2 separate regions of the Mus musculus genome follow, and region 1 is linked to region 2. Evidence: chromatin loops called from intact Hi-C (ENCODE). Cell type or tissue: left cerebral cortex. All regions are shown on one strand.

Region 1 (8,000 bases), 220 kb before region 2:
ATGACATGCTGGTAAGTCCATAGTTTCAGGATGAGCTCCACAGGGCTCCCGTGCAGCCTCGCTCAGCTGACACACACTCAGTTGGGCGCTCCCGTAATTATGTGTCCACAAGTCTCTTCTTATTACACTGTGTACCTCTAGGGCAAGCCTCAGTTGTCCTGCTTGGTGGCCTCGGCCCCTGGCCTAGTGCTGTGGCCACTGACGGGGGCTCAGCAAATGGCCCCAGGTGTGGGAAGCTTCCTTTCTGTCCCCAGCAGCATCCACGACCCCCAGGGGCCAACGGCTCAGGCTGCTTCTCCCGAGAGCCCTGTCCTGCCTCCGTGGCAGATCATCTTACACAGCCAACCCCACTAGTGCCACCTCTAGCCAGAGACGGCTGACTTCATATTAGACAGCCACCACCCTGTCTCCTCCTCGTGCCTGTGCGTCCTCCTCTTCTGTGCCTCTCTCACCTGAACCCCAACACCTCTTCACGAGCTACTCCCTGCCTCCTTTCAGCCCTATTTGACCACCCTATTATCCATCTGCTCCTCTAACTCAGCCAGTGGATTTTCTGGGACCCTTAGCACCACCCAAACTTCAGAGAAACTCTAAGGTGTCTGTCTACCTCTCTCCTCTTCACATGAGCTTCCATCCAGCTCTGGGGTTCAGTGGGGTCCTCTCTGCCTCCCCAGCATCACAGTCCGCTCCTCCCTCCCTGACTCTTTCCCTCAAGGTCCGTCTTCTGACAGCAGTACTGAGCTGTTTAGCTCTCTTTGGACAGGCCCGCGTGTGCTGTGTTTGTTGTTGTATGGTAGGTAAATATTGACTTCTTGAATGACTGGACCGGAGAAGGATGAAGAGCTGCCCCAGGCACAATGCTCATGGTGAGGACATCCAATACATTCTGGTGGAATGAGGAAGAGGAGGGCACAGCTGAGAGGGAAGCCGGGGAGGCTGGCATCTGGGACCCCTGAGTTCTGTCACCAGGTTGACAGTCCTGAGAAACCACTTCAGTTTCCTGCACTTCACAGTTTATAAAATGCTCCTTGTTCAAGCCCAGGGAGTCCCATTTTGCCGAGACTCTGAGCGTGTAGGTTGGGATGGCACACAGTCTGAGTGGCCCCGACTAGATTCTTTGATGTCTGAGTCAGTTTCCTCCTCTGTGAAATGGGGTGCAGGACACCTACCTCAGGAAGGTGAGCTTAGCACCACACCTGCAAACCACAGCGGTATTGAGCCGACTCGAGGGCTCCTTGAAGACTAGTGACTTCCCTCTCACCTCTGAAATAGGAAGCTGGACTGTTTCGCACCATTGCCCCGGGTCTTGCCAGGGCTTTGTTACTGCTGGCAGAGAAGACCTGAGGGTTACAGGGCTGGCTTGGGTGTCTAGAATCTCGCAGAGGCCATCTGTAAACAGCCCCTCAGGATCAAGAACAGCAGGTGCTGTAAGATGCCCACAGACCTCAAGTAGCACTTGGGAGATGAATGTACGTACCTCCGCGTGCGCGTGCCTCTGCCTCCCGAGTGCTGGGATTAAAGGCGCGCGCCACCACTGCCTGGCATTGTATTTTTTTTTTTTTTTTTGAAACAGAGTCTCATAGACCCCAGACTCATACACACACACACACACACACACACACACACTTTACTTTGTAGCAGAGAATGACCTTGAACTCCTGATCCTCCTACTGACACCTCGCCAGTGCTGGGAGATTAACAACAGTAAGTCGTTGTGATACTGGGGATCTAACCCAGAGCTAAGAGCTCTACCGATTGAGCTACATCCCCAACCTAACTCCAAGCTTTATCTCTCAGTCCATTCTCCTCACTCTCCAGCAACCCTATCCATGCCCCGAGTCCCAAATTCTCACCCCAGCACGGCCCCGCGAGCGCCTCCCGGTGAGAATGCACCGGGGGCATCCAAGCCTTCTAAAACAGCCTGGAAGTCTGATGACCCCAGGTGTGAACCCCAACTGGAACAGTGCTGGTGCTCCTGGTCAGATCCTCCCCAATTCCAAGCACCCTGGCAAACCAGGTGGCCCGTACACCCCGCTCCGTCCAGGTTGTCCCTAGAGACAGTGCGCGCCCACCCGGACCCATCCTTGTGTGTCACTGACCCATCTTCTTCAGTGCCCGTAGCCCAGGCCTTTTGGTGCTGCTGTCCGACGACGCGGGCGAGGGCGGGAACGCGAGGGGCGCTGCGACCTGGGCGGACACCCGGGATTCCTCCGGCGAGCGGCGACTCCTTTTCCAGCCACCGCACAGCATGGTCTCGAAGGGCCCAGGGCCAGGCCCGGGATCTGTGCGTGAGAACCGGGCAACGGGAACACAGCCCGCGGCGCGGTCCGGAGCTAAGAAACTTAGCGGCGCCCTAGGAGTCAGGAGGAGGAGACCTCGGGAGGAGGGAGAGAGGGAGGGACGAGGTGGAGGTGGGCGGAGCGAGGCCGAACTTAGGCGGTGCGAGGCGCCTGCGGGACCCCAGGCCTGGAGCTGCGCGCCCTGGTGTCTACGCGTTCGCCCCTACTAGTGAGTCGGTCTTTCCATTTCCTTAGAGGTCCCCGGATCTCCTTTCTACCATTGGCCAGAGTCCCTGTTGAAGGGAATTGAATTTCCCGGAGGGATAGGTTTGTCCTCCGGCGCAGACACATTTTTTCTGGGAACTCAGGACCCTAGTCCATCCACCTTAGCCGGGTCCCTTAGGGAGCCAGACAAGGGACAGATCTATAGGAGATCGTCCCGGGCCACAGGGTCCTAGTACGGAGGAAACCCATAGAATTCTGAAGCAGAGCTGCGCAGGAATGGGGACGAGAGGCTCGGGCAGTGACGTCATGAATTAATCTCCGGGCTCGGGGCCAATAGCCAGTCCTCAAAGGTGGATGCCTTGCGGCCAACCGATCTGAAGACTAAGATGAGACTAAGTTTAGAGTTCCAGAAGCTTGGTACCCCAGAGCGACACTCCATCCTTGGTCAAGGGATCTGCACAACACTCTGCCAAGGTGTTGATGACGTCAGCCAAGGAAAACCTCCTTGTACGGGTGCCGGTGTAGTGTTAGACGTACCCTTGTGAATGCGAAAGGGTGGAGTGTGCATGTGGCTTTCAAGCACGAGCTTTGGATAGGGGCAGCGAGCTGGTCGAATATTGTCACTTGGACGCGACCTACAGCCAGGCTTCCCACGCTAAAAGTAGCGAGTTTCGGGTCCTAGAATCTCCATCTACTTGTCCCGCTGTATTCTTTCCTCATTTATCCAAGTCCCGACAATTCTTCATACTAGCTTAAGTCCCCATCACCACTGCGATCTTAAATTTGCTTACTATTTGTCAAACCTTCGCCTCTGCTTGATCTCTTGATTCCTTCCAGGAGTGTTCCTTTTTTTTGTTGTTATTTTTCTGGTTCACTCTTACTTTTTCCAAAACTCAGCTCCAGTGTCCTTTCTGCGGAACGCCGGGCTCCAGGACTCTCCTCTATTGCCAGCGTAGACGTGTTCCAAGAGCTGAGTCGAGGTGCCTCGGACAGGCGGAGCCCGCATCAATCAACCCACTCCCGTGGGTTTCCACCAGGGGGCGCGAGGACTCTGCGACCATCAGTGTGTCCACCGGGAGGCGCTGCAGCCCGCCTCGGGCTGTCGCGCGGTGCGGAGTGCCACCCATAAATTAGCCCCGCCTGGCTGGGCGAGGCAGGATAGCATTATTTGCATAATCTTGAAAGAGCCTTCCTTACTGGTTAGGGTATAAAAGACCAATACGAAACGGTGCCTCTGGTTGGCTTTTCTCCTAGCTCTGTATCCCGCCCTATCCCTGCCCCTCTGGAACAAGAGGTCAATCGGAAGCCTCTGGTGAGTGATGAGAAGAGGACCCTGGTGTCCTGGCAGTGGGCGCCTAGGGGTGAGTGAGAGGCTGGGGCGCGGGGAGCCAGGGTTGAAGGCTGTTCGTCCCATCCTGACTCCTCCTCGTTCGCTGATTCGCCTGTTCAGGAATTGGAAATGGGTGTCTAGAGAGGTGCATCCGGGGACGTACGTGGCTCTGAGACCCTTGCCACCTGCCTCCCCTCCCACTCATGGCCAAGTTGGTGGTCCTCGCCACCCTGGCCTCATTGGCGCTGCCTTGAGGTAGGAGAAGGAGCCTTCTCAGCTCAACTTCTGGCCTCCTGGGATAGCGATCCGTTCTTAGGACTAAGTTTGCCCCTCTGGGAACCGGTCCGGTGGCTTACTTAGGATGCCACCGTGGACCATGAAGCCTGGTCACATTGACACTCACTCTTGCAGAGTCGCTTCAAAGTAGGGCTCCAGAGCTCGAAGCAGCATGGGTACCGAGAAGGAAGAGCCCGACTGTCAAAAACAGTTCCAGGCAGCAGTCAGCGTCATTCAGAACCTGCCTAAGAATGGTGAGCCTGTACAGATCAGCATTTTAGGGTTCACGATGGTTGGGCTCCGACCCCGAGATGAGATGAAACTGGGCCTGTACCCTGCAAATGTTGACAAACAAGTTCCTCCCTAGGCTGTGGTGGGGTCCCCTCTGCTTCCTGTCTTAGATGCTATGAGTGAAATCCGGGGCCACCTTTGCCCTTCCAAGGTGCAGCCTCCTCCCTTTTGGACCTGGGGCTGATGAGGTACCCTCCCCTTCCCAACCCTCTGCTCAGGCTCTTACCGCCCCTCCTATGAAGAGATGCTGCGATTCTACAGCTACTACAAGCAGGCTACCATGGGGCCCTGCCTGGTCCCCCGGCCTGGGTTCTGGGACCCCATTGGACGTTACAAGTGGTGAGCTCCCCTCCTGCAGGGTACAAATGCCTCATCTGTCACCCAGACTTCTCATGGACCTCTGCCTCCTAGGGATGCCTGGAACAGGCAAGATGAGCAGGGAGGAAGCCATGTCTGCCTACATCTCTGAGATGAAGCTGGTGGCACAGAAGGTAGTGAGGGCTGTGGTGCTCTGTCCCTAAGGGTGGCTTGCCCCTCAGTCTTCCAGGGATGTGCTTCCATGTTTTCTATCCATTGATTTTTTTTTGGAAATCCCTTTTCTGTTGCCCTTAACCCCCAATTCTGTTTGATCCTGACTGATACGAGGTGGAAGTGTATGGAAAGGAGGTAGTTCGGGGCAAAGCTGGAGAGGGGGTTTGTGGGTGGTAACGGGCGGGACCAGCTTGCTCCATTAGAACCCCTTCCTGCACAGGTGATCGACACAGTGCCCCTGGGCGAGGTGGCAGAGGATATGTTTGGTTATTTCGAGCCCCTGTACCAGGTGATCCCTGACATGCCGAGGCCCCCAGAAACCTTCTTGAGAAGGGCCACAGGTCAGATCTCCAGAATGGGAGCCCTGATAACAATAGAGTGAACTGTCTCGGGTCTAGGCTGTTGGGTGGTTGTCAGCTGTAGGGCAGCAGGAACCAAGAGCTGTAGGTGTGGTTTCTGTGCGGACCTGAGTCGGTGCCCCTGTTATCAGCCAGTATGCATGACTAATGGGGACAAGGGACTTTCTCTCACTGGAAGATGCCAGCTTCTTCCCTGCCCCACCTTTGAGTCTGAGTGCTGTGTCTTGACAGGTTGGAAGGAGCCGTTGGTGCAGAGAGAGGATCAGGCGGCTCCAGAGCCTTCTTGTGTCCCCAAGGAGCCAGTGCCTCCAAGTCCAGGTTTGCTGCTGAGCGGGAGGGATACAGGACCATACCTAGACTGGGAAGGGACACTTGCAGGGGAGGAGAAGCTGGATGCCATGCTGTCCCCTTCGTATCGCATGCCCAGGGACACTGAGACTTCCTGTGCTCTCAGAGGCCAAGGGGAAGCTCTGAGACTCTCTGCAGGGTCTCATATCTTGGTCCCATCGTACCTGCTATGGAAGAACTCTGGGTCTCCTGAGGAAGGACTTGGTACTCGGTGGCCCACTCTCCCCCCTCCTCCCAAAGGCAGGGAGTGCCCCCCCCCCTGCCCCGCCAGCCCCAAGTGCAGCTGTCCTTCCTACAAGCCTTCCTTTCCTTTTCTCTCTTCCAGAGTCCCGGCCACCCAGAGACCTGGACCTGGAGGTTTTCTGTGACTCCGTGGAACAGCTAGAGCCAGAGTTGGTGAGACTGCCTGTCTTGTCCCCCGTTGCTGCTGAGCCCGAGTTGTGCCACCTCCCCCCTGGGATCTGGGACTCCTCAGCTCAGCAGGTTTGGGCAGAGCAGAAGGAAGCAGCTGGCAGAGAGCTGACCACCAGGAGCAGCCCCGAGTCCACTGGGGAGAAGGGTGAGAGCTTCCTACCCTGACCTCGTTCTTAGGACCCTAGGCTTTCCCTGGGCTCCCAGTCAGGACAAAGGTTAAAGTCGAATGGGGCCGCTGGAGAGCAGCCCGGGAGGGCTACCCAGCAGCCAAATGCCTGCCTGGAGCAAAATTCCAGTGCTGGCACTTCCTGAGATCGCTGGCCTCTGCACCCTCAGCGAAGCCAGGCGACTTGTAGACGGGTATATGGCACTGGGAAGTTGCTCTTTCTCTCTGCCTGCCATTTGGAATTCTCAGGGGAAGACAGTGAGCTAGCTCTGTTTGCCTTGTGCTTGTCTAGAACTTATTGTGTGCTAAATCTCCAAAGGGGTACCTTTCCTAAGTAGTTCCTCTGAGCAGATAGGGTGTGAGGAAGACACCATCTTTAGGAGCTAAGACAAGGCCAGAGAGATGAATGGTTTGCCCAGAGTCACACAGCCACACACCCAGTGGCCACACTCCAATGCCTGCTTACTGTCCTGTGCCAGGCCTGCTCAAGGTCCCAGTGCGGGGTGGGAAAAGGGCATTTTTACCCTCGCTGGAGCTGCCCCAGATCGTGCATCTTGACTCCTGAGTCCTTTCCCTGTGTTTCTGTGCTCCACAGAGGGGTTGGGAGGCGGCCTGATAGGCCCACAGGAGTTGGACACATGGCTGGTGGGGACAGTCCGGGCCATGCAGGAAAGCATGAAGGACGTTCACAGGAGGCTACAGAGCCTGGAGAGCAAGCCCCAGCCACTCAAGCAGGTGAGTCCTTCCTTCATGTCAAGAGTGGAGATTACCTCAGAAGTCTACTCTTGGTTCCTCAGCCAGCTGCTTCTGGCTTGGGCCCCGTGACTCCCAACTGTCCACTGCTTTGTGCAGAGAATAGTGAGACCTCTATTTTAATTAATTAATTACTGTAATTAATTAATTAGTTTTTTTTTTCCAAGACAGGGTTTCTCTGTGTAGCCTTGGCTGGCCTGGAGCTCCCTTTGTAGACCAGGTTGGCTTTGAACTCAGAGATCCTTCTGCCTCTGCCCGAAAAGTGCTGGGTGGGGTTAAAGCCACCCAGTGGGAGTGTTTACGCCCTGAGGGAGTGTGGGAAGGGCATGCTAGGAGTGGAGGACCAATCCCTCTCTGCCTGGCCGCCTACTGGCTTGCTACTAATTTGCTGATATTCTCTCCCACCCACCCCACCCCTTCCACCTCCCTTCATTCCTTTTCTCCTCCCCCCACCCCCGTGTGGCCTACAGGCTTGGCTTTTGTCTATTTGCTTGTGGCAAGACAAAGGCTTAAAATGTATAATCTTCTAGCCCCAGCCTCCCAAGCGCTGGGATTATAGGTGTCCACCACCACACCTGGCTTTATTTCCCTCTCACAGAAGGGGAAACAGAGGTGTGAGAAGTTAGCTTACCAGAGGGCACATAACATGGAAGACCTTTCCTGAACTGCTTTCATGGTGCCCAGTACCCAGTGGTCTCCTCAAATGGGCTCTCTTGCTATCTCTATGACGGCTAAACAGCAAGGGATGGAGCACAGGTGGCCCCAAGTCAGCTGGTGCCCACCCTAGAGAGAAGCCTGGTGTGGTTATACCAGGAATGGGCCTAGCTGCTCTACTTGGGGATCCCTGGTGTGACTCTTTAACCCACTGGGTATGGTGGATCTGAGCCCTGGTGACAAGGATTTCAACACTGCCACCTTTCCCCTCAGAGCATTCTTCAACGATCCCCCCCCCCTTTACCTTTTACCCACTTGAAATGCAAAGGATTCCCTACCCCCACCTCCACCCCAATACTAGGGATTCCTAATCA
Region 2 (8,000 bases):
CACATACATTCGCCTACAGACATACACACAGACACAGACATATACACACATACAGACAGACATACACACAGATATACAGACATGCACATACATATACCATACACACACACACACTCCTTGCTCACAGACAGTGGAGTTCCAGTCAACCCACACCCCTGCCAGCATTTGAGACCAAGTCTTTCATCCCAGCTCAGGTGAGCACACACTGAGACCATGTGCATGAAATTTGTATTTCACTGATGCCTAATGAGGTCATGCTTATTAGCTTCTTACATATCTTCTTGTGGGAAGCATTGAGTTGTTTGCCAGTTTTTTGTCAGGCTCTGGCTGTGGGGAAATAAAGGGGGTGGGAGAGACCCACATCCCACCAGAGCTCGGAGAGACTGGGCGGGCAGATGCCCTCGAGCTCTCCATACTGCCGGGTGGGCATCTGGCTGTGGGAAGCCATGGGACCCCAGTCCAGCTCTGGGGCTCCTGAGTTTCACAGAGTCCAAGGACGATAGGTTCTAACTCTTGGGCATCTCAGGATGTTGCTGGACATCATGGAAGAGCTGAAAAGGGGTGGGGGCCCTGAGGTGGCAGTAGCCCTGAGCCAAAAGGGAAAAGGGGGGTTGGGGGAAGGCGCTGGGTGGTTCTTGCTCAGGTGATAGTCTTTGGTCTGGTCTGGTGGCTGGAAACGCTGGGAGGCCTTCCTGCAGGAGATTAGACGCAGCTCTTTAGGGGAAGGCCTGTCCATCGCTCCAGCATGGTGAGTCTAAATGAAAGGAGGCAGTCCATGGTTTTAGAGCTTTATTGTAGAAAAGAGAGAGAGTGGGGGAGAGGGAGAGGGAGAGGGAGAGGGAGAGGGAGAGGGAGAGGGAGAGGGAGAGGGAGAGGGAGAGGGAGAGGGAGAGGGAGAGGGAGAGGGAGAGGGAGAGGAGGTCGAAAAGTAGAGGCTGGCCATGACCACGTGGAGAGAGAGGAGAAGGGAGGGGAGGAGAGTGAGAGGTGAGTAAGAGAACAAGAGAGAGGAGAGACCAACCAGCTCTTCTTATAGTGGGCTGGGCTACCTTGCTGTTGCCAGGTAACTGTGGGGAGGAGCATAACTGTGGGGGTGGAGTCCAGACAGCTTACGTGACTGATGGCCACAGAATTATGGAGCTGGGGCCTCATATCAGGAACCCATGTCTGGGAGCATGGCAAAAGGACCTTTCGTCCCTTGCAGATTAATCTGCTGGGTCTCTGGGGTTTAAACCTAGCTCAGCCCAGAAAACAGGCTGCCTTTCACAGTCCCACAGTTTTTCTACATGATCTTCAACCTTTTCTATTGATTTTTTTCCTACAGGTTTTTTTTTCCTATATGTGTGCGTGCGCGCGCACACACACAGACATATACATACCAAAAAAAGTAGTAAAAGTAAATTTTAGAAAGGAATAAAGAAGCAAGCGCTCTGGGCCTCTGGGGACTTTCTCTGGATGTAACAAGAACGTCTCACAGAGTTAAAAAAGAAACAGCGTCCAGATGGCAGCATGCCTTGCTCATTGATTGTTCCTGCGGAATTCATTACATATTCCAGTTATTAATCTTTTGATGGATATGATTTACACATGATAGGATCTCCCCAGTGAATATACTTTCTGGGGACGTTATTACTAGAAACCCTGTATCATATGTCTCAGGTGCTTTAAAATAAATAGAATACAAACAGAATATGTAATCTCTACTTTCTAGCTAGCTATCTTGCTCGTGGCCAGCTCTGGCCAGCGTCCCTCGGTCCACATTTACAAGAGACTGCAGTAAGTGTAAAAGGGGCTGAGGAGGTGGCTCATCGTCCTTGCCCTGAAGGTGTGAAGACAGAGTTTGAATCCCCAGGACCCATATTAAACCAGGCAGGTGTGGTGGGAACGGTAATCCTAGCACTGGGGAGGCAGAAACAGGGAGTTGCCGGGACAAGCTGGCTAGCAGGCTGTGCATGCTGGCTGTGAATGTCACTGAATGCTCAGTGAGTGGAGTGTAGAGAGGTTGAAGGAGACAGCCAACATGAAGTCCATTGACTTCAGGTCTTTACGTGTGAGTGTATGCACATGTGCACACACAGATACTCACACACACACCTACACACATGCACACATAAACACACCCCAAACAGTAGTAAAAATAAGTTTCAGAAAGGAATAAAGAGGTGAGCACTCAGGACCTCTGGGAACTTTCTCTGGATGTACCAGGAACATCTCACAGAGTTAAAAAAGAAACAGCGTCTAGACGGCAGCACGCATGCTCACTGTTACGCTTCTGTGCCCTCGTCACTCTGGATAGGACCTGGGCACCTCTTGTACTTGTGCCAGCTGGTGCCGTCCTCCTTGTGAGCCTCACACACCGCCCAGTCAGCATCTGAGCACTGAATGTGGAGAGGGTCTTTAGGAGGGTTGACAGAATGTGATGGACACCTGAGGAACGTTGTTCGGCTGACGGTGTGGAGACAGACTGTGAGACAGGTTGGTTGGTTGATGTAAAGTGGGGCAGAGAACCTTCTGGGAGCTCACAGCTAGAAGACTGAGGAGAGAGAAGGCTGGAAGGAGTAGCGTGCCGAGGGAAGGGAGATGCTGGGACAGTCATCGTTCAGTGTTCATGTGTAGGTGACAAGGAGCAGCAGTCAGCCAGTCAGACAGACAAAAACTCCTATTCTTGATGGACTCTTGGGTTTATGGAAAAGACAGCCTGGGAAGGGCAAAAGCTTCTCAAGCAAACAGGAGGCAGCGGGCAGTTGGGCAGCTTTTCCCTGGGAGGTGTAAACACCTGTTTACTTACCCTGCATAAGGCACCAACAATGGACCAGAAATTATTGCCCCCATGTCTGAGTCTTGTTCGTGGAGACGGTGATTGTTGGGGTTGCTCTTCAGGAGCACAGGCGCCTCAGACAGCTGCATCATGACAAAGCCCGTCCGCTTCAGTCTGGCAGGGCTTCCTTCCAGGTTTTCAGTGTCATCTGGTGCCAGCACACAGCAAAGGCTCGTTAAGGTCCTTCGCCCAGGCCAGATGCATGCTTGGAGAGCGTGTTAGAGAACGCTTGGAGTGTGAAGGGGTCTCTAGAGAAGAAGGGGCCGTGAGTGGGGTGAGAAATTGATACCCAGCGCCACCGCGGACTTGGGAGACCTGGAAATGTGAGGTAGCATGGGTGGGGGGAGGTACTCAGACATCCTCAACAACAATGACCTCTGACTGGGGGAGCTCCCCCCCCCATCTCCTTTCCAAGTTTTGTCTCTTCTAAGGGTATGTGTCCTTTGCTTTACCCCAGCCTTAGAGCTTAAAGTCACACGGAAACCTGTGGGCTAGGACATACTGGAGAAGACACTTGGGTTCGCTTGGCTCATACAAAGTCCCAAAGTGTCCCCTCTCGCTCTGGGTGTGTCTGTGGGATTACCTCTCAGGAAAAAGGGCTCTCGTGCCCCCTGCTGGCAGCTCTGCTCCAAGCATCCCTGTCACTCGCTGAGGATGCTACGGGAAGGTGAGCACCTTTGTGAGAAGCAAGGCGGGTTTCCAGGCTGTAGGGGCTGAGGGGTGGGGGTGGAAGTGGGGTGGGGGCAGGGCATGGGTAGAGGTAGGGAGCGTTGGGGTGGGGTTGGGGAGGGTGGAATACTGACCTGCCAGAGTGGAGGATTGGTTATTCTTCGGAACTCTGGAGGTTTCCAAATTGGTTCACCTCCCTTTATCCTTTACCTCAAGCTAGGAGTGACTTTTCAAAAACCTATCAGAGGCAGTCCTCGGAACCACAAGCCTCATCACTGGTTCTTTTGGGTCTGAAGCCCCTTGTGCCCAGTGCAGAGAGCCCAGTCTCCAGAGGCTACACGCTGTATGAGTTCATCTACAAAACCGTTTCAAAGGAAGAAATGAGAAATGGAGAAAGACCAGGTTGTCAATTGGGGAAGAGACAGGGAGATGTGAAGATAGAGGAACCCCTGGAGGGGGGCTGATGAGGATAGAAACATTTGTTGCTCTTGCATAGGACCCTGGTTCAAGTCCCATCATCCTCACAGCAGCTCACAATTGTCTGTAACTGCAGTTTCGGGGTATCTGAATGTCTTCTTCTGGCACAGGTGGCCACCAGTCAAATACCTACACACAGGCAAAAGTACTCATGAACTTAAAATAATAAGTTAGGGCTGGAGAGGTGGCTCAGCGATTAAGAGCACTGGCTGCTCTTCCAGAGGTCTTGAGTTCAATTCCCAGCAACCACATAGTGGTTCACAACCATCTGTAATGTGATCTGATGCCCTCTTCTGGCACATAGGTGTACATGCAGATAGAGCACTCACATACATTAAATGAATAAATAAAACCTTTTGAAAAAATAAATAAAAATAACATAAAATAGAAATTCCATCCCATTCCTGCTTCCCCAGTTTTGGTAGTAGAGGTTGCCTAGAGCCTCTCACGTTCTGAGCAGGTGTTCTTTGGGTAAGCTGTCTCCCAAGAATGTTGTTTTTGTTTTTGTTTTGGACAGGGTCTTACTCTGTAGCTCTGACTTGCCTAGAACTCACTATATAGACCAGGCTGGCCTCAAGCTCGCAGAGACTCACCTGCTTCTGCCTCCCAAGAGCTGGGGTTAAAGGCATGCACCACCATGTCTGGCAGATATGGGGGTTTTTGAAACAATAGAACCATTCTGTTTTGATTGTGGTGGTGGCTGGGACACTTTGTGCCTGTGACAAAATACAGAATTCTACATAAAGACACACAGTAAGGAGTGTGCAAAGGCCAGAGGAGTAGGCAGTCCCATAGCATAGTAGGGCTCATTAAGACTGGCGTCTCTCAGGACTGATGTGCATAGCAGTTATGTAGGAGGCCATGGTGGGCCCTGGATGCTAACAGTGGCCTGAGACTTCAACACCAGGGGATCAGATACTCTCTTCTGGCCTTAGCAGATACATGCACACACGGGACACACACACACACACAGACTTACAGACAGAGGACGAGGAGGTGGAAAAAGGGAAGGAGAAGAAAGGATCTTGGTGTGTTGCTATTCCAGAACTTGGGATATAGAAGCAGGAGGATGGGAAACTCAAGGTTATCTTTGGCTCTATAGCAAGATGGAGGCCTGTCTGACTGCGTTGTGACTCTGTCTCAACGCTATACAACACAATACAGGAAGACTGGCCGCAGAGTCTTTCTGATGATTGCCACCTAGTGGTGCATGTGAGTACTGCAGGATGGAGCGTGTTCTGTTGGTGGGCACCCCACCTCCACCCCTTTTTAGTAAAAGGAATCTCATATCAAAGGTCTTTTTCTAAGGCCTCTAGCAGGAGAACACCCAGGCTTGAAAGGCCCAGGAAGGCAGGCTCCCTTCCTGCCCTCTTGTCAATATAATGAGACTCATTCCGCTTTGGTCTAGCAAGGCGCTCTACCTCAAACACCCTTGCCTCAAAGCATATAAAAAGTAGCTTTCCTGAGACACTGCTGTTCTGAGGTCTTCAGAAAAGACGGCTGCAGGACCCTGGGATCAAAGGACTCACAGGCCCAGCATGGTGGTCTTGTGGCTGTAAATCTCTAGGACCGGGGCTAGCCTAGAAGACTAATGTGATTTCACAAACATACCTGCACTAGGTTCAGGGTTGGAAAAGCTGCACAAGACTCACTGTGCAATCGTGGACAGCTTCTGAGGCAGATGTAGATGTCTCAGTTTATAGATGAGTGGCCTGGTGCAAGCTACCTGCTAAGATCACTCAATAAGAAATGTCAGGGAGGAGGGGGGAAGCTGGAGAGATGGCTCAGCAGTTACAAGTGCTCCCTGCCCTTCCAGAGGACCTGAGTTTGGTTCCCAGCATTGACATTAGTGCCTTGCAAGCACCTGTAACTCCAGTTCCAGGGGCTCTGACACCCTCTTCTAGCCTCCACTAACATCCATGCAAAAAATAGAATAAAAATATTTTTTTTTTAAAAAAAGGGCAGGGTTGGAATGTGGTCTCCGGATACTTGCCTTTTGATATTTTCAGTTGTGAATGAATATTACATTTATTTACAGTGTGTGTGTGTGTGTGTGTGTGTGCATGTGCGTGCACTCGCATCCATGTTCACATAAATATGCAGAGAAAAACTTCGGGGAGCCAGTTCTCTCTATTCTACCATGTGATTCCAGGGATCAAACTTGGCTCTTCAAGGTTGTTGTCACAGTTCTTTACCCACTGAGTTATCTCTCTCACCCATGAACAAGTATTTATTGAACTCCCATTATGTCAGTCTCTATGATAGGTAATGAGGACACAACAAAACCTTCTCCCTCTGGACGCTTTCGGGGTTAATAACTCATCATGATATCCAGCTGTAAAGTGGTCAATGAAGACAAGAGATACATGCAGGTCTCTAATAGTGTATACAGGGGAAGGTGGCACAGGTGAGAAATGGTGACTTCAGAACAACACTGAAAGACAGCTGACTAAGCAAAGGAAAAAGTGGGAAAGAACACAGCCCATACAAGGGTCCTGGGGCAGGAAGGAGCACAGGACATTTGGGAAATTGATGGGAGGCTGTTGTAGTCATAGCTCAGAAACCAAGACAGTGTGTGAGGTGCGGGCCTTGCAAGTTGGTGTGTGCTCTAGCCAAAAGTGTTATTAGGAATTTGGAACTATCAATTCATACACTCTCCACACCACCGTAGAGAAGGTATTGCTATTGTACCCCCATTCTCCTGATGAATACACTGGGGTGCAGAAGAGATCACTCTGGGTTCGAGTCAGGCAGTTTGGCTCCAGTGCTGAGGGCTGAGGAGGTGGCTGAGGAGGGGCAAGGGTTGAGCCCGGTGGGCTACACCCAAGCTTGGGGTCTTATTCCAAATGCATTTAAGATAAAAGGAATGATATTATTTTGGGGAGGGGACACATATGTCACAACAAACACGTGGTGGTCAGAGGTCAGAGGTCAACTCTCGGGACTCGGTTCCCTCCTTCTGCACTCAGGTTGAGAGACTTGGCAGTAGACACCTTTACCCACTGAGCTACCTCACCGGACAGTAAGCTAACCAGGGCTGGGTTTTAAACTGAGGCTGGCGGGGGGGGGGGGGGGGGATGCTGAGGGGGGGAGGCTGAGGACAGGGGATAGGGAAGTGCTGAGTGGGACTCCAGGCTGACCTTAGCTCCCTGAGCCAGGTTGGTGGGAGAGAGAGTTGCTAAGGTTTAGGACATGGACCAGAGTGAGCCTGCCATATTCCAAGGTTTTAGCTTGTCCATCTGGGGGATGACAGAGCCATGTCCTGGGATAGGCAAACCCTGGAGGAACTTGTTTGGGGGAGAAAATCAAGGATCCAATGTCAGGCTGAGGTCTGTCAAAGGGTAGACATCATTGATGCTGTGGCTGGTGTCATACCGGGAGCAAGGACAGGGAGCAGGATCTGGCCTGAGAATTCCTTCTTCCCATGCTTGGCCAGAGGTGGAAGGAACATGAAGGGGCTGAGGGAGAGATGTTTCCAGGAGAGGCTGCTTGTCCCAGGAAGCCAGTGAAGCTGGAGACTCAAAGTGTCGTCCACCAGAGATTCTGTGGTCTGTGGCATCCAGGGGCTGAGAACAGTGGATGGAATGGCGAACACGACATCTTTCAAAGTCTAGCTGTACATGTAGGTGCTTGCCATCAGCTACCCATATGGTGAAGGAAAGGACCAGCTTTTGCAAGTTGAACTTTGACCTCCTAACATGCACGCTTCTTCAACACACATACACAATATATAAATAATAAATATAATTTTAATGTCTGGCTCTGAGAGTGGGAGAGTGGATCTGGTTTTAGGGAAGTGTGTGGCGGAGGGTTTCCTAGTGTGACAGTGACTGGAACATCTTTCCGTGGGGTCAGGTAGGTGTAGTGGACACTGTGGGGACAGTAGCTTCCTCCATGACTGAAGCTTCCCTGTGGGTGGAGGTAGAGGTAGCGACCCACAGCTCTTTTCCAAGCTCTGTGGGACATGCCCAGGGCTGAAAACGAGGTGCTTTGCCCTGATTTGTGCCAACTGTCAGGCAACTTGGGTGCTCAATAG

The links. Hi-C counts contacts between places; a loop is a spot of excess contacts. Peaks named below come from ENCODE experiments on the same cell type or tissue, not always from the same donor. Only the 100,000 strongest peaks of a DNase experiment are listed, where the experiment ranks them.
Region 1: it touches region 2 in a loop (7-fold over the local background); 16 of 42 quality-filtered maps call a loop at or near these places.

The regions. Positions count from the first base shown.
Region 1 is chr11:103,099,281-103,107,280 of GRCm38, forward strand. Plcd3 (phospholipase C, delta 3) reads right to left here and starts at 2,378. Exons shown (of 15, transcript NM_152813.3): 1 at 2,100-2,378. The coding sequence starts at 2,250. It overlaps Acbd4 (acyl-Coenzyme A binding domain containing 4), which reads left to right and starts at 2,408. Exons shown (of 11, transcript NM_025988.2): 1 at 2,408-2,508; 2 at 3,402-3,816; 3 at 4,246-4,364; 4 at 4,620-4,740; 5 at 4,813-4,826; 6 at 4,828-4,892; 7 at 5,153-5,273; 8 at 5,523-5,609; 9 at 5,965-6,198; 10 at 6,815-6,954. The coding sequence starts at 4,283. In left cerebral cortex, a CTCF peak has its summit at 3,570 (motif pointing right); DNase peaks (open chromatin) are centred at 2,443, 2,941, 3,615 and 4,379; H3K4me3 peaks cover 3,143 bases; H3K27ac peaks cover 2,526 bases.
Region 2 is chr11:103,321,984-103,329,983 of GRCm38, forward strand. No RefSeq gene overlaps it. Among named protein-coding and RNA genes, the nearest start is that of Arhgap27os3, 19 kb to the right of the region's middle. In left cerebral cortex, CTCF peaks have their summits at 3,430 (motif pointing left), 4,260 (motif pointing left), 5,176 (motif pointing left) and 5,380; DNase peaks (open chromatin) are centred at 3,423 and 5,166.